Regions from separate parts of the Homo sapiens genome. Here region 2 is linked to region 1. Evidence: read pairs that join two places in POLR2A ChIA-PET (ENCODE). Cell type or tissue: PC-3. All regions are shown on one strand. Links, peaks and the distances in the headings refer to the core of each region. The heading gives the core; the rest is flanking DNA.

Region 1 (5,379 bases), core at 252-5,251:
TAACCTAAAGGAATGCTACTTCATGGAGGAATCTCAGGCATAAACCAGTGAAATTCTAAAGAGCAGGAGTTTCGCAGCATCTGTAACATCATCCTTTCTATGTGGTGTTGAAAAGATATAGATTCCTGGGAAACATTAATGAGAAGGAAGTGGGGAGCTGTAGTTGCAGCCATAAGGGTTGGCTGGTCACACTGGTAAGGCCGACAGTAGCCAGGTCAGGACTGATGGTGGATTGGAAAAAAAAGACCTGCTTATGGTTTATGTAATGTTTATTTATTTTTTGTGTTTTGTGTTTTTCCTGGTCCTTGGCCAAAGGCAAGATTTCCATATTTCCATTTCCTGGTGAAAAGGAGCTGGCAGCACTGGGGCTGATTATTGGATTTGTAATATGAAGCCCTAGCAATGTGCCTCCTGTTTCCTCCCCCCGCCCTGCTCTCTTTCACCATGGGACCGTTTCCCCTCTTCACTGGAGAGAAGAAGTCCCAATTCTACATCCATTTCCCCAAAGCATCCAGGAGCCCAGAAGTCATAGGAACCAGAAACAAGTGGAGCAGAAGGAACTCTTTATTGGAAAGTGGATGAGAGAGGCAGCTCCAGCCGTGGGCATCCTGAATGGGAGGAAGAATGGACAGTGTGGGAAGGGGAAGGGCAGCAGGGACTTAGGACCAGATGGGGCCTGTAGCTCTGGGGACGGCACAGGTGCAGCAAGGACCGGCTCCCTCTGTGGAAGAGAAGAGTATCAGAGGTGAGAGTCAGCACATCAAAGCACTCAGAGGCAGTGAGGAAGACAGATCATCCTTCTAGGCACTCTGGTTATAGCCTCTCAGACCCCTCAGTCTCCCAGTCTTTCTGTCACCTCCCACAACCTCCCTCCCACCAACCTGGGATGCTTCCCCACCGCTCAGCCTTCTTTTGTGTCTTCAGGGGTCTCCTCGTTCTCCAGCTAGTGCTCACCTCACTGGGGAACGAAACAGGCCATCCCGCAAGAGCCTTCACAGCACTTCTTGATTCCTGGGCAGTCAGTATCTTTCAAGCAGCGGTTAGGGGGATTCAACATGGCGCACCGGATCAAGATAATGGGGCAGGAGCCAGGCTTAGTGGAGACTGGACCTTTGACTGGCTCTTGCGCTTTGACTTTATCTTGACCTTTAACTGAAACTTGTCCTTTAACGGGATCTTGTCCATTGAATGGAACACGGCCTTTGACAGTGTCTTGACCTTTAACAGGAACTGTTAAAAGAAGAAACGAGCCCACATTTATACCCAGTAAGCCTCTGCTTCAGCTGCCATGTCTTTCCTCTGGGTCTGGGTCCATCCACTGCTTACTGCAGCATCCTCAAACCATGGCCTGAGTAGGGAAGGTACACCTCTGGGAGCTACACTCTTGGAAGGCTCTTCCTTTTTTGGGGTGGTCTACTGGACCAGAGTTCCCTTGAGTATTTGTTTCTTCCCCCTTCCTCCACTCCAAGTCTCTCAGGAGCAGTGGTCAGACTGGGGTGACACCCAGCAGTGAAGAGGACACATTGTCATTTGTTAGGAAGTGCATTGGAGTAGGAAAGAACCCTGAGCCACATACTAGGAGACTTGAGCCCCATCCTGGCTCTGGGAATTACCTTGGCAATTGCTCACTCATTTCTACATTTTTGGTTCCCTCCTTATAAAATGGGGGTCCTCAAACAACATGATTCCTGAAGGCTTGTTGTTTCTTAACCTCCTTTTAGAGTACTGATTACTCCAGTGCTTTTATGGGGCAGAGAAACGGGGGACTGTGTCCACACCCAAGGTTTAAAATCCTGGAGTTCATTATTTTATTGCACATTCTGCACAGGTATTGACATCTGAGGCCAAGGCCACATACCAACATTACTTCCACAAACAGTCCTGATATCTCAGTCACTGAGGTGGAAAGCACGTGGAGTCCACCAGCCAAAGTCCTATTTTTTCTGAATATGATGGCAAAGAACAGAAAGCTGAAATCTGGGCTCCAGTGCTGCCTACTGCTTCAGAAGTGCTCCCTGTCCTGGCCCAGGGTGTCCCAGAGGGTCTCCCCTTAGTCCAACCCAGCCCAGCAGGTCACCTGTTCACTCACCTCCCGTGACAGCTGCCTCTAGAACCAGCGTCCCAGCGATGAGGAACACCACCACGATCAAGAAGCTGCTGGCCCTCATGGTGTCAGGAAGGTGTTTGGCTAAGAGCTAAGGCCATACCAATCTTTATGCAGTCCAGCTTGGCCTGGCTCCAGGGGCGGGTCTGTGGTATTTACAAGGGATAATTCCTTAGCTGTATTGGGAAATATCCACCCCATTCTGGGAGGGACCTGGGGGCTTTCCCTCAGGATTATTCACAGGAAGAACTAATGGACATTACATCACATCATCTCTGATTGTCCCAAGAGTTTTCCTACTTTCTCACAGAGTAGAAGTGCTGGCTCACTTATTAGGTAACATTACAATGAAATTCTTCATGTTTTGAAATACAGTGAGACCCAAGAAGAGAAAGGAATCACCGAAGGTTATTCAGCAAGTCACTGGTAGATCCAGTCTTGATTACAAAACCAAGGTGTTTCTCCATTATGCTCTGGTGCTACAAACCCCACCCAGATCTACTTTATCATTTTACCACTCCCAGCATCAAACTGGGCATTTCCTTCCTTCTTCCCTGGTCCTGCAAAAAACTCTGTAAGACAAATTTGCCTTGAATACATAATGACTAATTATTGCACTTTGCTGTTTCAGAGACGGCCTTTCAGATGCATCAAGAAAGTAATTGGAAGGTGGAATTCTAGGTCTGAAGAGGGATGATGCCCTTGAAATCACAGTGGTAGGGAGAAAATAATCAGAAAGTAGTAGAAAACATGTATCATGTATACATTGGACATCTACAGTGTGTGTGTCCAGCATGCCTCCCCACTTCTTTGAACAGCACCCTGTTTCTTGTGAAGAATTGTTGTCTCTTTGAACCATCAACTTGTGAGTCTAATGGGGACTGCTAATCATGAAAGCCTGACCCCTGACCACAGGTAGGGGTGTGTGTGTGTGTGTGTGTGTGTGAGTGTGTGTGTGTGTGTTGTGTGTGAGACTTGGTCTGGTCTATTAACATATTTTATTTGAATGAGTAATGAAAGGGGAAAACGGGGGTTCCTTCTTCTGGAAAAGGTGATATATATGAACCAGGGAATTCCAGAAGTGGTTATCTAAGTCTGGGGGTGGAGATCAATTGTCTGAGAAAAACGACTCTAATACACTGAGACAAGGAGAGAAGTGATGGTGAGAGAAGATTCAGATGACACAGCCAGGTTTCCCTCCTTTACCTTGAGAGCAGTTCTTCACACACCCTTCTCATGGTTGGGTTATGAGGCAATAAATTAGCCCTCTGCTTCAGCTAGTCTGACTTACTATTCTGTCATTGTTACCAAAAGTTCTGAGTAATAGAAATGAATATCCTGAAGTTGGGTATTGTCAGGGACAGAATCTGAGTTAAGAAAGTCACTGAGTTGAGGTGGAGTTAAGGCAGGGAAGGTAACAAACTAATTATTGGACACTAATTCAGCTGGTGAAATCCCCACCCCTTGTCGATTTAGACTCTGACCACATGCCCACCAAGCCTGAAACTGAGGGAGACATAAACGAATGTCAGACTGTGGAAGCCTTTGGCTACCTTACACAAAAGCTCATTGTACAATAAGCCATACAAACAAATAAAAAGCTCACAGAAAATACCTATATTCTTTAAAGAATAGCATTAAAATGAGCTGCCAGGTAAAGGAGGAGAATATTTGCTATATCTATGCTCCATGCCTCTCCTCAGTTGCTTCATTCTCCTTCCTCCCCAGAGATAACTGCTTCCTAAGATTTTATGGTAATTAGCCCTTGCTTTCCTTTATAGTTATGCCACTTCTGTCTGTATTCTGAAATATATATTCAGTTTAGTATACTTTTTCAATTTGTATGTAAATGAAATCTAAGGTATAGTGTTCATATGTCCTGCTTATGTTGCTCAACATTATATTTTTGAGAGTCATCCATTTTGAAGTCTACACCTGTAGTTCATCATTTTCACTGCTGTACAGTATTCTATGAAAAATACCAAAAATGTTATATATTCATTCTACTGTCAATATACATTGGATATTTCTAGGTTTTAGCTATTATAGTGTTGCTATGAATATTCTTGTACATATCTCTTGCAGAACATAGGTATGCATTTATTTTGGATATATGGTTAGGAATGGAATTGCTGGATCACAGAGTACAGATCACAGAGTATAGATACATCCAGCTGTCATAAATACTGCAATCAATTTTCCAACATCATTGTACCAATTCACACTGCTATCAGCAATGTGTGAGCATTCCATTTGCTCCATAATCTCACCAATGCCTCATATGATTTGCCTTTTCATTAGCCATTCAGGTGGACATCTTGTGGGATTTCCTGTGATTTGAATTTACACTTTCCTAATAACTGGTGAAGCTGACCCATTTTTAATACTCCTTTTTTTTTTTTTTTTTTTTTTGAGATGGAATTTCGCTCTTGTCACCCAGGCTGGAGTTCAATGGCACAATCTCAGCTCACTGCAACCTCCACCTCCCAGGTTCAAGTGATTCTCTTGCCTCAGCCTCCCAAGTAGCTGGGATTACAGGCACATGCCACCATGCCCAGCTAATTTTTATATTTTGCAGTTTCACCATGTTGGTCAGGCTTGTCTCGAACCGCTGACCTCAGATGATGCACCTGCCTTGGCCTCCCAAAGTGCTAGGATTACAGACATGAGCCACTGCACCCGGCCCATTTTTAATATTTCTATTATCCATTTGGCTATCCTCTTTTGTGAAGTGCCAATTCAAGTATCTTACCTTTTATTTACTTATTTATTTAATTTCAACTTTTATTTTAGATTTGAATGGGTTGTTTATCTTTTCTTATTGATTTGTAGTAGAAAAGAAACTTTTATGCATTACTAATGAGAGTCTATATTGGTGAAACATTTAAAAACAGTTTGACATCAGCTAGTAAAATTGAATGTGTACACAATCTATAATTCAGCAATTGCACTCCTAAAGATTTAATTAAGGAAAATATTTCCACATGTTTACCAAGAAACATGCACAATAATGTTCATAAAAGTACTGTTTTTAACAATAACATACTGGAAACAGTCCATGTTACCAATACTAAAATACTGGATAAATATGTCATGACATATTAATGCATAAATATGTCATGACATATTAATGCAAGGAAGTATTATACAATTATGAAAATAACTGAATTACAGCCATGCACAATATGACCATAATTAAAATAATGTTGAATAAACAACACAAGTCCACAGTGACAATATTTAGAATTACCCACTTGTCATAAAACTCAAATGAA
Region 2 (5,379 bases), core at 124-5,123, 110 kb before region 1:
CTTTTGGCTTCACATACACAGACTAAAACAAACAAACAAAAATCAGATAGATAAAACCTTTGTATTAAAAATATTTTCACCATACAAGCCGTCCAGGGTCGTCATTAAAATAAAACTTAGGCCAGACACAGTGGCTCATGCCTACAATCCTAGCAGTTTGGGAGGCCAAGGTGGGCAGATGGCTTGAGCTCAGGAGTTTGAGACCAGCCTGGCCAACATGAAGAAACCTCATCTCTGCTAAAAATACAAATATTAGGTGGTCATGGTGGCATGCACCTGTAGTCCCAGCTACTTGGGAGGCTGAGGTGGGAGGATAGCTTGAGCCTGGGAGGCGGAGGTTGCAGCGAGCTGAGATTGCACCACTGTACTCTCGCCTGGGCGACAGAGTGAGACTGTCTCAAAAAATAAATAAACAAAACGTCTATAGCATAGAACCGATCAAGTGAAAAAAGATCCCCTGCTTCCGTTAATCCTATTCCCTAGAGATTACCACAGAATGATTTCTTGTGATTCCTTCTAGACGTCTCCTATGCCTGTAGAGGCAGCTAGTGTAGTGCTCCAAAACCAGTTTGTTTGGTTTAAAATCCCAGGTTTGCTTATTTGTCAAATAAATTGGACAAGTTGTCTCAGTGTTGTCATTCAGAAAATGAAGTTAATAATAGCACCAACCTCATAGAATTGTTGTGAGGATTAAATAAATTCAAATAAAGCAATCAGGAGACAATCCACTTAACATTCTTACAACAGTGCCTGGTATATAGTATGTACAAACATGAGTGTTTGTTAATAAATAAAATGCATGGCTGAGGTTTAATTATTCTATGCCTTTTCCTTGGGGATATAGTCTTGAGAGAATAAGCCAAAGGTGCAGGAACAGTTGGAAAGCCATTTACGATGGGGATGATATTGAGAGCCACTGAAAAAATCCTGACCAGATGATTCTTGCCGGTGACCTCGGCTGACTTCCTTGGTTTCTGATCATTATTTCTTATTTTATTTTATTTTATTTTTTATTTTTTTTTGAGATGGAGTCTTGCTCTGTTGCTCGGCTGGAGTGCAGGGACGTGATCTTGGCTCACTGCAACCTCCACCTTCCAGGTCCAAGCGATTCTCCTGCCTCAGCCTTCCGAGCAGCTGGAACTACAGGCACACGCCAACACACTCGGCTAATTTTTGTATTTTTAGTAGAGACGGGGTTTCACCATGTTGGCCAGGATGGTCTCGATCTCTTGACCTTGTGATCCGCCTGCCTCGGCCTCCCAAAGTGCTGGGATTACAGCCATAAGCCACCATGCCCAGCCTCTAATCATTATTTCTATAAACTCCCTGGTATCTTTGCAAAGCTTCTAAGTTTCACAGTTTCAAAAAACATAGCAGGAGGGGGGTATTTACATAGAACCCAGTGTGGATGGTACACCCTGGACTTGTGAAATGGTCTGTCTGATATCAGCCAGGTGTGGCATGTCTGTTGCTTGCAACCAAGAACTCTGACCATGCCTTCCTCCATTCTTTCTAAGGGCTGTGTAGTATTCTACTCTATGTATGTGTTGTATTTCACTTAACCATTTCTTATTGATGGATGTCTGGATAGTTTAGCTATTCTACACTACACAGACAAATGCAATGACAAGCTTCCCAGAGCCTATTGTCCAGCCCCCACCTGTACCCTATTCCCCCCGCTTTTTTTTTGGAGACAGGGTCTTGCTCTGTCATCCAGGCTGGAGTGCAGTGGCACAATCACAGTTCACTGAAGGCTTGCTCTCGCAGGCTCAAGTGATCTTCCCACCTTAGCCTTCTGAGTAGCTAGGACTACAGGTGCATGCCACCACAACTAGCTATTTTTTTCATTTTTTGTAGAGATGAGATCTCACTATGTTGTCCAGGCTGGTCTGAAACTCCTGGGCGCAAGTGATCCTCCCACCTCAGCCTCCCAAAGCTCTGGTATTATAGGCATGAGTGACTGCATCCGGCCTGAAATGGGCTCTTTATCTTACATGATCCTGTGTAGTGCTCATGCCAACACTGTGAAGTTTGCATCAACACTTTCCCTCTACAGATGAGGCAGCTGAGGTCAGAGAGAGGATGAGATATGCCCCCAAACCATCAGTGAGCCCCTTGATGAGCAGGGCTCTTGCCACTTCATCAGGGTGGTCAGTCGGGGGGAGAATGTTTGGGATGAAAGCGGGGGCCTTCCCTTGACTCAATACCAGCTGGCAAAAGGCAGAGGTTCTTGGAGGAGAGAGGTAAGTCAGGGAAGGACTCGTGGGAGTGCTGGGGAGCCTTCCACTGTCAACTCAGCTGCTTTCCAGAGGGCAAGAGGAGAGAGAGGGTGGAGGACAGTTGGCATGTGGATTGAGGAACAATAATGATGATGATGCTAATAATCACAGTGACTAATGTTTTGGGCGAGTCACAAAGCAATTTCCTATTATGAATAGTTCAGCAGAGCCACACAACCATCCCCTTGGAGGAAGACAAGGCAATGTGGCTACTCCCATTTTGCAGAAGGGAAAATTCAGGACTGGAGAGGGAGAGTAACTTGCCCAAGTTTACATGTCAAGATAATCGCCATGCTGGGTGGGGCCAGACCTTTCAGGTCCCAGCCCAGGATCTAGCTCCCTCCCATGGGCCACAGCTGTGGCTGGCAGAGAGGTGCGGCTTTTGTCAGGGCTGAAGCTCAGCCACACCCTCTCTCCAGCCTCAAGTTGGGTGCCAGGCAGAGGGTTTGGACTGAAGGCTGGGGATGTCAAAGGACAGAGGGGTCTGGTTTGAGTGGGGGCCACCCCCCAAGTCATCCACATGTCCTCCAGATCTCCCTGACCCCGCCCACTGGCTGACTCGTGGCTGGTTCTGCCCCAGGATCTGATTCCATGGGTTTGGCCTGGATTCTGCTCCTTCTCGTGGAGAAAGTGTGTGTGTGTGTGTGTGTGTGTGTGTGTGTGTTTCCATGTATATGTGTGCGTGTGTGGTGTGCTTCTGTGTGTTTGTGTACGTGTGTGTGTTGTGTATATGTGTTTCTGTGTATGTATATGTGTGTGTATGTATTTGAGTGTGTGTACATGTGTATCTGTGTGTTTCCATACGTATGTGTTGGTGTGTGTGTTGTGTTTGTGTTGTATGTTTGTGTGTGTATATTGTGTGTTTGTATGTGTATGTGTGTTTTGGTGTGTGTTTGTGTTTTGGTGTGTGTTTGTGTTGTGTGTGTGTGTGTGTGTGTGTGTGTGTGAGGGAGAGAAAGAGACACCTCTCCTGGCAGTGGCCCTCATTCATGCTGGCTCTTCCCCACACCCTTCCTCCTGGCTCAAGCTTAGCAGTCCCTCTGCTTGAAGAAAACAAGCGTCCTTCATGAATAAGGGCCATGGAGCACCTACTATGTGCCAGGCTCTGTGCTTGGAGCTTTCACCTCTATTGTTTTCACTTGAGCTGCACCTTAACCCTTTCCAGTGGGTTTCCCTGTTACCCTCCCATCCACATCTTCAAAACCAACTGTGGCCCAGGATTGAAACTGCTTTCTAATTTCATCAAAGAAGGAAGGCTGTGGGTTTCCAAGAAGAAAGTGGAGCTACATCACTTTCATTTTGCCATCTTTAATTAGAAGTTCTTGTATTATTTTTCTAATAAAAAAATCACTGGCTAACAGGTGTCTGCCCTGCTGTTGGAGGCACGTGCACCTGGGCCCTGGGCATCACGGCCAAGTGCAACATAAGCCCTAATGCAAACCATCCTTCTACTATGTTTAATTTAAATATTTGTATCAAATATAGAAACAACAGGATGGGAGAGAGAGTAGAAAGGAAAAAACAGACAGTAAGCAAACAACACCTTTAAAAAATGTGTGAGGTAAATTCAAAGGGGCTGATGTGTTATTGGAAAGAATTCTGGATGATGACATTTTGCAATAGAAATGAGAAAATTAAGACCCTAGTTACTTTCCCCAACAGAGACTGTTCATGTCCCCCTCCTCCAGAGGGTGTCACATCTATTTCAAAGAGTCATGTTGCCCCTGGGAGGTGTGCAGAGGACTTGTGGTCTCTTTGTTCCTTGATGTCTTGTGTACCCATTGTAATTTCTTATGCCCTGCAACCCAGAGAAAGGAGTGGTCTTTTATCTGTTTTTTTTTTCTTTTTTCTTTTTTTTGAGACAGTCTCACTCTGTTGCCTAGGCTGTAGTGGAGTGGCAAGATCTTGGCTCACCGCAACCTCCACTTCCCAGCCTCAGGTGATCCTCCTTACCCGAGTAGCTGGGACTACAGGTGCACACCACCACACTCAGCTAGTTTTTTTTTTTTTTTTTTCATTCTTTTTTGGTAGAGACAGGGTTTCGCCATGTTGCCCAAACTGATCTCGAACTCCTAGGCTCAAGTGATCCACCTGCCTTGGCCTCCCAGAGTGCTAGGATTACAGGAGTGAGCCACTGAGCCTGGCCAGGAGTTGTCTTGAGATAGCAGAAATAGTAATTGACTAAAACATCATGTGCATTTCCACAAACAAAAGAGAAACTAATAATATCTTGTTATACATAACTCCAACTGTTTTATTTAGGCATTTTATAAATGGTACAAGCATCTGTAAGACTTTTTGCTATATATTTCCATATTACTTCCTATTTTTCTTTCTTTTTTTTTTCTTTGAGACAGTCTTGCTCTGTTGCCCAGGCTGGAATGCAGTAGTGCGATCTCGGCTTACTGCAACCTCTGCCTCCTGGGTTCAAGCAATTCTCCCGCTTCAGCCTCCTGAGTAGCTGGGATTACAGGAATGCACCATCATGCCTGCCTAATTTTTGTATTTTTAGTAGAGATGGGGTCTTGAACTCCTGACCTCAAGTGATCCACCCGACTTGGCCTCCCAGAGTGCTGGGATTACAGGCGTCAGCCACTGAGCCTGGCCCCTTATTACTTTTTAGAAGGAGTGTGAATGTATGTACATTTTATGGATTTGCTCTTCCCCAGAGAAAGTCATTTTGAGGATACAGTATATCATATAGCAAGGGCTAACACTTTAGGGCCAGGCCCACCCGAGTTTGAATCTCTGCTTTGCCACTTTCTAGCTGCAGCATGTTCAAAAAAATCTCACTTGTAACCCCTCTGAGCCTCAATTTCTTTAAAAAAAAAATGAGAGTACATCTTGATTTGTAAATCTCAGCCCACAATGCAGGGATTAAATTAGAGCATGCATGTGAAGCGTGGTGCAGAGGGCAGTAGTAACAGCAGGGTAACAACAGCAAACACTTATTGTGTGACTGTTATGTGCCAGGCATCTTATTTAATCCTCAGAATTGGCAAATGAAGTAGGCGTTTTTATTTTCCCCATTAAACAGCCAGGAAGGGGAAGGCTAGGACCTGAACTCACCTCTTGGTGCAGCTTCAATAAATGGGAGCCA

Evidence for each region. ChIA-PET counts read pairs that join two places held together with the same protein. Peaks named below come from ENCODE experiments on the same cell type or tissue, not always from the same donor. Only the 100,000 strongest peaks of a DNase experiment are listed, where the experiment ranks them.
Region 2: POLR2A ChIA-PET joins it to region 1 with 12 read pairs; 3 of 35 experiments call an interaction of 5 or more read pairs at or near these places.

Annotation. Positions count from the first base shown.
Region 1 is chr20:45,171,712-45,177,090 of GRCh38, reverse strand. PI3 (peptidase inhibitor 3) reads right to left here and starts at 2,189. Exons shown (of 3, transcript NM_002638.4): 1 at 2,090-2,189; 2 at 955-1,230; 3 at 547-721. The coding sequence starts at 2,168. The coding sequence ends at 956. RefSeq lists an enhancer at 1,400-2,599. In PC-3, for the core only: no CTCF peak of the experiment used is centred there; DNase peaks (open chromatin) are centred at 2,310 and 3,360; H3K4me3 peaks cover 1,322 bases; H3K27ac peaks cover 2,954 bases.
Region 2 is chr20:45,280,880-45,286,258 of GRCh38, reverse strand. All of the region lies in intron 2 of LOC105372630 (a long non-coding RNA gene), which reads right to left. Among named protein-coding and RNA genes, the nearest start is that of RBPJL, 23 kb to the left of the region's middle. In PC-3, for the core only: no CTCF peak of the experiment used is centred there; a DNase peak (open chromatin) is centred at 2,398; H3K27ac peaks cover 1,022 bases.